Linked DNA regions of Homo sapiens: region 2 is linked to region 1. A link is an interaction called in ENCODE POLR2A ChIA-PET data of the cell type or tissue named here. Cell type or tissue: endothelial cell of umbilical vein. All regions are shown on one strand.

Evidence for each region. ChIA-PET counts read pairs that join two places held together with the same protein. Peaks named below come from ENCODE experiments on the same cell type or tissue, not always from the same donor. Only the 100,000 strongest peaks of a DNase experiment are listed, where the experiment ranks them.
Region 2: POLR2A ChIA-PET joins it to region 1 with 7 read pairs; 9 of 35 experiments call an interaction of 5 or more read pairs at or near these places.

The regions. Positions count from the first base shown.
Region 1 is chr3:149,078,699-149,082,698 of GRCh38, forward strand. The region is part of intron 2 of HLTF (helicase like transcription factor); the gene reads right to left. Among named protein-coding and RNA genes, the nearest start is that of HLTF-AS1, 5.6 kb to the right of the region's middle. In endothelial cell of umbilical vein, no CTCF peak of the experiment used is centred here; DNase peaks (open chromatin) are centred at 1,473 and 2,193; H3K27ac peaks cover 560 bases.
Region 2 is chr3:149,018,047-149,022,046 of GRCh38, forward strand. All of the region lies in intron 5 of GYG1 (glycogenin 1), which reads left to right. Among named protein-coding and RNA genes, the nearest start is that of GYG1, 29 kb to the left of the region's middle. RefSeq lists an enhancer at 2,751-3,401. In endothelial cell of umbilical vein, no CTCF peak of the experiment used is centred here; a DNase peak (open chromatin) is centred at 2,395.

The DNA.
Region 1 (4,000 bases):
TACAAAAAATTAGCCGGGCGAGGTGGCGGGTGCCTGTAGTCCCAGTTACTCGGGAAGCTGACACAGGAGAATGATGTGAACCTGGGAGGCAGAGCTTGCAGTGAGCCGAGATCGTGCCACTGCACTCCAGCCTGGGCGACAAAGCAAGACTCCGTCTCAAAAAAAAAAAAAAATAAGTTCAAAGACCTAAAGCAAATCATTTCTTTCGACATGAAAACGCATGTCTAAAAGCATGGAGACGATGTCTCACCAAACAGCAATTCTAGAGTCAAAAGGTACAATAACTGAAGAAAAAATTCACCAGAGAGACTCAACAGCAAATTTGAGCAGGCATAAGAAAAATCAGCGAAGCTGAAGATAGGTCAATTGAGATTATACAATCTAAGGAACAAAAAAATGACACACAACAGAGCCTCAGAAACTTGTAATATCAAGCATACCAACACACATACATAAGAGTACCATAAGGAGAAAAGAGAAAGGGGCAGAAAAAATATTTAAAGAAATAACAGCCAAAACCTTCCCAATTCGATGGAAACCACTACTCTACACATATAAGAAGCTCAACAACTCCAACTAAAATAAACTCAAAGAGATCCACACCTGGTCACATCATAATCAAACTGTCAAAAGAAGTTTGAGACCAGCCTGGGCAAAAGGGTAACGACAGTTTCTAAAAAAAAAAAAAAAAAAAAAAAAAAAAAAAAAAAAAAATTATTTAAAAAAATAAAAATTTTTAAGTATAATTTTTTGTAATTTTTGTCCTATCTCATTAAAAAGTATATAATTATAAATCTTTGTTGATAGGTATACTACATATATAAAGATATAACTTGGATAACAGCACAAAGGAAGGCAATAGGATGGAGCTGTGAGCAAAGGTTTTTTTGGGGTTTTCTTTGTTGTTGTTTTTTTGAGACAGAGTCTTGCTGTCACCAGGCTGGAGTACAGTCGCACAATCTCGGCTCACTGCAACCTCTGACTCCCTAGTTCATGCGATTCTCCTGCCTCAGCCTCCCAAGTAGCTGGGACTACAGGCAGGTGCCACCATGCCCAGCTAATTTTTGTATTTTTAGTAGAGATGGGGTTTCACCATGTTGGCCAGGATGGTCTCAATCTCCTAACCTCGTGATCCACTCACCTTGGCCTCCCAAAGCGCTGGGATTACAGGCGTGAGCCACCATGCCCCATGCCCAGCCACAAAGTTTTTTATATACTGTTAAGTTGGCACTAATCCAAACTAGGTTCTTATAAATTAAGTTGTTAATTGTAATCCCTAAAGCAATCATAAGTAACTCAAAATATATAGTAAAAGAAACAAGGGAATTAAAATAGTACACTAAAAAAAAAAATCTATTTAACATAAAAATGAGTATTGGAGGCCAGACCCAAATGCCACATATTGTATCATTTCATTTACGTGAAATGTCAAGAGGAGGTAAATCCATATACACAGGAAGAAGACTGATTCATGGTTGCCAGGGACTGAGGGGTAGAGATAATGGGAGTGACTACAAATGGGAATGAGGTTTCTTTTTGGAGTAATGAAAATGTTTTGGAACTAGATTGTAGGGATGGTTGCACAACCTTGTGAGTATTCTAAAAACTACTCAACTGTACACTTTAAAATGGTAAATTTTATAATAAATGTATCTCAATTTTAAAAAATTCCTTGAAAATATACAAGAAAGCTGCTTCAAACCTCTCCCAGCATGTCTACTGACTCAAGAGATTACAGCCAGAACTAAACAGAGTATTAGACAGATATTCATCTCTAGACTTTTAGAGATATTATCTATGAGGCAGAGCTATGTTCTCTCCCAGTCGCCACCCCTCTGCCACTGCCTACAGGATGATCTTTTTTAAACCGGATTATGCAAATCCTAGAAAATACATAACCAAAATAAAAAAGCAGGGCACAAAACTAACAATTTTTGAGCATTTCATCTCAAGGTATTACATAATTGTAATTTATCATAATAAGCTATCATTAATTACAATTAGTTAACTGTCGTTACAAATAAGTAATTACTAGAATTTTAAATAAAATATATATGAGCCAAAATATTGGAGACTATAAAAACAAAAACATGGTCCCAGCAGCAAGAAAAAACAGGACATATAAAAAAACAAAAAGACAAAGACAAGAATAACAAAAGGAATGAGAATTAATCATAACAGTATAGTCATACCCCGCATAACAACATTTCAGCAATGACAGACCACATGCATTATGCAACAGTTGTTCCACAAGATTATAATGGGGCTGCCCTATAGAAGTGTACCATTTTTCATATTTTATACAATATTTTTACTGTACTTTTTTCATGTTATATATGCTTAAATACACAAATGTGTTACAATTGCCCACAGTATTCAGTAAAGTAACATCTTGTTCACTCTGTTTCCACAAAGAAATCACCTAACACTTTTCTCAGAAAGTATCTTCATTGTTAAGCAACACATAACTGTATTTTAAAATAGAAAAAGAAATAAACCACATTATAAAATAAAGCCTTTGATGGGTCAAAAAATAAACTTAACCATATGCTTATTGAAAACACACTAAAAAAAAAAAAACAAAAAATAAAAATGAAATAAGAATAAGAAAACACCAGAGTTAAAAATAAAGAATGCTACTACATAACAAAACGTGGTGGCTAAAGGCAACGCAATACTTAACACGTTTAAAGATTAAAAGATTAAATGACTCAAATTAAGTGCTCAAATCGCAAGTCCAACAGAAATGAAAAGAAAATAAATCTAAGTAGAAAAACCGAATGTAAGAGTAATTATTAAGCCAAGAAACACAATCATTAAGAAAAATTCAAGAGAGCCTGCCTTGAAAAGAAATAATGTCATAGCTAATCAATAAAAAAGACACGAATGTGTAACACAAAGAATAAAAACAGGAATATAATCACCTTTTTAAAAAAGTTTTTAAAAAGTTTAATGGAGCCAATAAGGCATATAAAATTATGTTCTGGCAGACATTAAAAAAATGGCACATTTTATCAAAATTTGACAATTCAGAGTAAAGGGTACTGAAATTTAAGGTTCAGAGCACCAACTTAAAACAACCAAAAAAATGGTTATTCAACTTGGAAAGAGTAACTAGAACCAAGGCATAAAAGGGAGTTTAAGTATGTGTTCCTCCAATTCAAAATCCTTCAGGAATAGGAGTTCTGGCCACTTGTGAGCAACACATCATACCACCAAACCCCAATTCCAGAAAATTACAGTTACAATTTTATAAGGATAAATGATTACTATGCACAATTCTATGGGAATAAGTTTGAATATCTAAATAAAATGGATGCTTTTCTTCAAAAATGTAACTAACCAAAATAGACCAAAGAAGTACCTAAATTATGCTGAGTGAAAAACGCCAGACTTAAAATAGTACATACTGTAGAATTCAATGTATATGAAGTTCTAGAATAGGCAAAACTTATTTATAGTGATAGAAGACTTGTGTGGCCGGGCGCAGTGGCTCACACCTGTAATCCCAGCACTTTGGGAGGCCGAGGCGGGCGGATCACGAGGTCAGGAGATACAGACCATCCTGGCTAACACGGTGAAACCCCGTCTCTACCAAAAATACAAAAAAATTAGCCGGGCATGGTGGCAGGCGCCTGTAGTCCCAGCTACTTGGGAGGCTGAGGCAGGAGAATGGCATGAACTTGGGAGGCGGAGCTTGCAATGAGCCGAGATCCCGCCACTGCGCTCCAGCCTGAGAAACAGAGCGAGACTCCGTCTCAAAAAAAACAAAAAAAAAGAAAAGAAATGAGACTCGTGGCTGCCTAGGGCAGGAACAGGGAAAAATGAATGCAATAGGATACAAGATACTTTGAGGGAGACGGATACAATCTGTATCTTGATTGGGGTAGTAGTTATCAGGTATACATCTTTGTCAAAACACTAGGATCATACATTTAAAATATGTACATTTTATCATACGTAAACCACATCTCAATAAAGTAGAAAAAAAATTAAAATA
Region 2 (4,000 bases), 61 kb before region 1:
ACTTAAGAAGTAGTTTCTCCTTTTACTTATGACGTTTGCCCTTACTTCATTTTGGTATGGTAATTCTCGATTTTCATAAATGACTAAAGGGTAAATTGATTATGATAGAAAATGATCTTTTAAAGACATTTCTCAGAGAACGTAATTGAGACATAAAAATAATTACTTGAAATTAATATCTAGATTGAAACTCTAGATATGAAAACAGACTAGTGTTCAAGACCTGTTGCTCATTCTTTTTGTGTATGATGTGTCTTATGAAAGCTTATAGAGCAAGCCCTTCAGGTTCCTTTGCTGTGTAAATAACTGTTTAGTTGTACAGTTAGAGCATAATGGGAGTTAAAAGGACTCCTGAACCTTCATATAAGGTGGCCATTGTTCGGTCCAGGCAGAGATCCCTCATATCAAGCCAAGTGCTGCCCTAGATGAGTTCTAGGAACATTCTTGTGATATGACTGCCTTACACAAAGTTGCAAAATCTGGCTTCACTTCTCTCTCACCCTCCTATCCAAGCCCCATTTTTCCCCCACTTAACAGCTGCCTTATTTCTCACTTTTCTGCCCTCTTCCCACCCCCAAAGGGCTCTTGGGCTGGTCTAAACCTTCCGTGTTCAGTGACTTATCCAGGCCTGCTCTTCTCATAAAAAGCTGGTCCTCTAAAACCTCTGACCATTCACTACCACTATCCATTTCCATAGATAGTAGGTGTGTAACAGTTTGATTAAAGTAGTGTCAGGCCGGGCCCGTAATGTCAGGCCCACACCTGTAATCCCAGCACTTTGGGAGGCAGAGGCAGGTGGATCGCTTGAATAGCCTGGGCAACATGGTGAAACCTCGTCTCTACAAAAAATAAAAATAAAATAAAAATACGAAAACTAGCCAGTCATAGTGGCCTGTGCCTGTAGTCCCAGCTACTTGGGAGGCTGAGGTGGGAGAATTGCTTGCACTTCAGAGGTTGAAGTGCAGTGAGCTGAGATTGTACCACTAGACTCCAGCCTGAGTGAGAGAGTGAGACACTGTCTTAAAAAAAAAAAAAAAAAAAGAGAAAGTAATGTCAATACCTAATGCATCTAAAAGCATTTCCATTCCTTACTGGACAGAAACAGGGCTGAGCATACCTATGATATCTGAATCCTTTGCGTGATTTCTGTATGCCCCAGAATCTTTCTTACCTCCTCGCTCATGCTTCTCTGTGCCTTCACACTTCTGAGTCTGTTTCAAGTTTGCCACTCAGTAAACTGGCCCCAACTAATTTGTAAAGAAACCTACTTACATCCTAACACTTTGTGATTTGTTTCATTGCAATGTGGGTAGCTGTTGGGAGGCTACATCACTGTGCAGTACTGCCCTCCACAGTCCTGCTCACCTCTCCCATCTCTCCCCACTCACCCCCTGTCTTGCTGGCACCCAAGGGATTTCTTGCCTTAGGGCAGAAAAAGCAGTCTCACCCACATTTAGGACCCCTTAAGATCCCAGTTTCTACTTTAAACAGCCTTACCAAGGGATTTCTTAAAATGAAAACTGCCCTGTCTATGAAAGGACTATCCAGTGGATACAGTTTTTTCACTTTGTTAGGGTAGAATAGGTAAAGAAGGTAATTTGAGGAAGGAGGATCCTTCCCCTGACTACAGGGAGTAACAGATTTAGAATTAAAGAGATACTCAGGGATTCATGAAGGTAGAGATCAGTGCCTGAGTCACAGTGAAATGCAGGGTGTGGATTGTTTCCAAATGGTGTTCTTGTTGACATTCAAGAGGAAGGCCACAGGCCATATGGAGAGGTATTTAACCGGCATGGAGCTGGTATCCAGGAGGGCTGCAGAATCCTCTTGAACCAGTCGTGTGGCGGTCCAGAGCCATGCTGGGATACGGACAGAGCCAGAGGCTCAGGTGTATATTCTTGCCTGCAGCAGAGGGCAGTCTGTGTGCAGGTGGATTGGACCATTGTGCCCTTCCTCTGCATGAGCTCTGACACCCAAATCCAGAGACAGGAGCTGGGGAGGCCCTTAGACAATGTCCAGCACAGTCTACTTGTGGGTCACCTGCTGATCTTAAGCACCACCCATTTCTTGTTGTTATTCCATTTTTTCCTTAACCTCTGTTGCAAACTGCATCCTTCTGAAAAGTCTTTCTTCAGTCTTCTTGAATGCTAAGTTGCTTACTTCATAATATGCTTTCCTATTGGTTACTTTCTGTTGCTGGGACCTTAACTATACTTGGGGGATTGCCAGGATTCTTAGGCATACCTTTTTCACTTTCAAATTAATTGTCCATAGGCAGGAGTTAATCCATAAATTAACAAACGTCACTCTCAGACAATACCCTTATAATTCTGGGAATGTCTTACAATAGCAGCCTAGTCATGGCTAAGAGCCTTGGCTCTGCAGCCAGACTGCCTGGATGGAATCCCAGCCTTGTCACTCACCAGCCATGGGATCCTGGAGAAGTTATTTAACTTCTTCATGCCTTGGTTTCCTCACATTGTCATTTTGGAGATTAACTGAGTAAACCAAGCAAACACTAACCAATGCCTGCGACATATGAATACTTTATATTCTTATTATGAGCTCTTATTATTACTACTGCTTAGTCATTAGTAAACTGTCAAGAGAGCAGGTTAGAAAAGAATAGTTTACACTATATTCATGTTTTAACTTATTTTAATTAGTATTACTATCATGTTATGACTATGTATGACATTTATATTAAGTCTAGGCAAATCATGGGCGGAAGCTTAGCAGTTAAAACAAGAGGATCAAACAGTTTAATACAAGAGGATCTAAGTAGGTGCTGTGGCTCCAGGCCGGGAAGTTGAGTCAGGAGGGGTGGGCGTCCGAGGAGGTGGAAGGAATATCTCATTCTTATGTACTCTGTTTCGGTTTTAGGCTTATGGGTTTGTATTGCTAGGATGGGGCAGTGCCTTCCCTCCACTCTGCAACACAGGTGTCAGATCTCTGTGGTGGGTTCCCCCATCCTCATTAGAACATTTGTTGAAGGCAGTCATCTGACTCTTTCCCATGCATTGTCCCTGCCCCCACTTCCTGCACAAAACCACCTCTGAAAATCCCACCTGCATTCATTACTTTGGAATTTCAGTAGCCCTTAATGTCAGTACTGCCCTGATAGCCCCAACTTGTCACCTTGCTTATTTTTATGCAGATGACCCATCTTACTGTTTGAACAAAAGCCTTTTGGGGCCACACACTGAGCATAGTGCCATATGCATAATAGTTGTTATTTAATCGATAGCTTTATCTGTGCACAAATTTGGGCATTATGATTTTTATCCTTTTAAGGATTAAATAGAGCAAGAGTGTTGTGTGTGTTACATATACTTACGTGTATAAAATAAAGAGTAAGCTTGGGGATATCAAATATCCTCTTCATTTATCAGAAGAAACAAACCGTGGAATGATCAATTAACCTTAAGAGGAAAGAGCTTTACAAATAGGCTGTATTTTTCTTGCATGCTTTTTGGAGCAGCAGCAGCATGGTAGGATGGTAAGTGCTCATGCCTTAGAGGTAAAACCATGTCAAACCCCATCTCTGCCACTTAGTTGTGTGACCTTGGGCATCTCACTTCAGTCTCTCACAGCCTCAATTATCACATTAGTAAAATTTACCTTGTAGAAATATTATTATTCCCCATCATGTCCTTAAAGAATTTGGTCTCCAAATATAGTAAACTCTGATGATAGCTTTTTAACCAGTTCCTAACTTTTTTTTTTTTTAATAAACTTTAGGGGATAGGAAAGGTTACACGAGTTTGTATTATTTTGAACGGTATATCATGCTCAAATATCTTGGTTGCCTGTAATATAAATCTACTGAAATCTAACACTTGAGCCCAGTACCTGAGGTTCTGTCCCATTTTACTTTTCTTTCCCTACTCAAAGCCTCCTCTCTGGCTCTAACAGAGGATACCTGGTCTAGCACACAGGTGCTCACCTGATACCTGCCATTGCCTGTCTGGAATTCCCTACATTATCATCAGCTACCCAG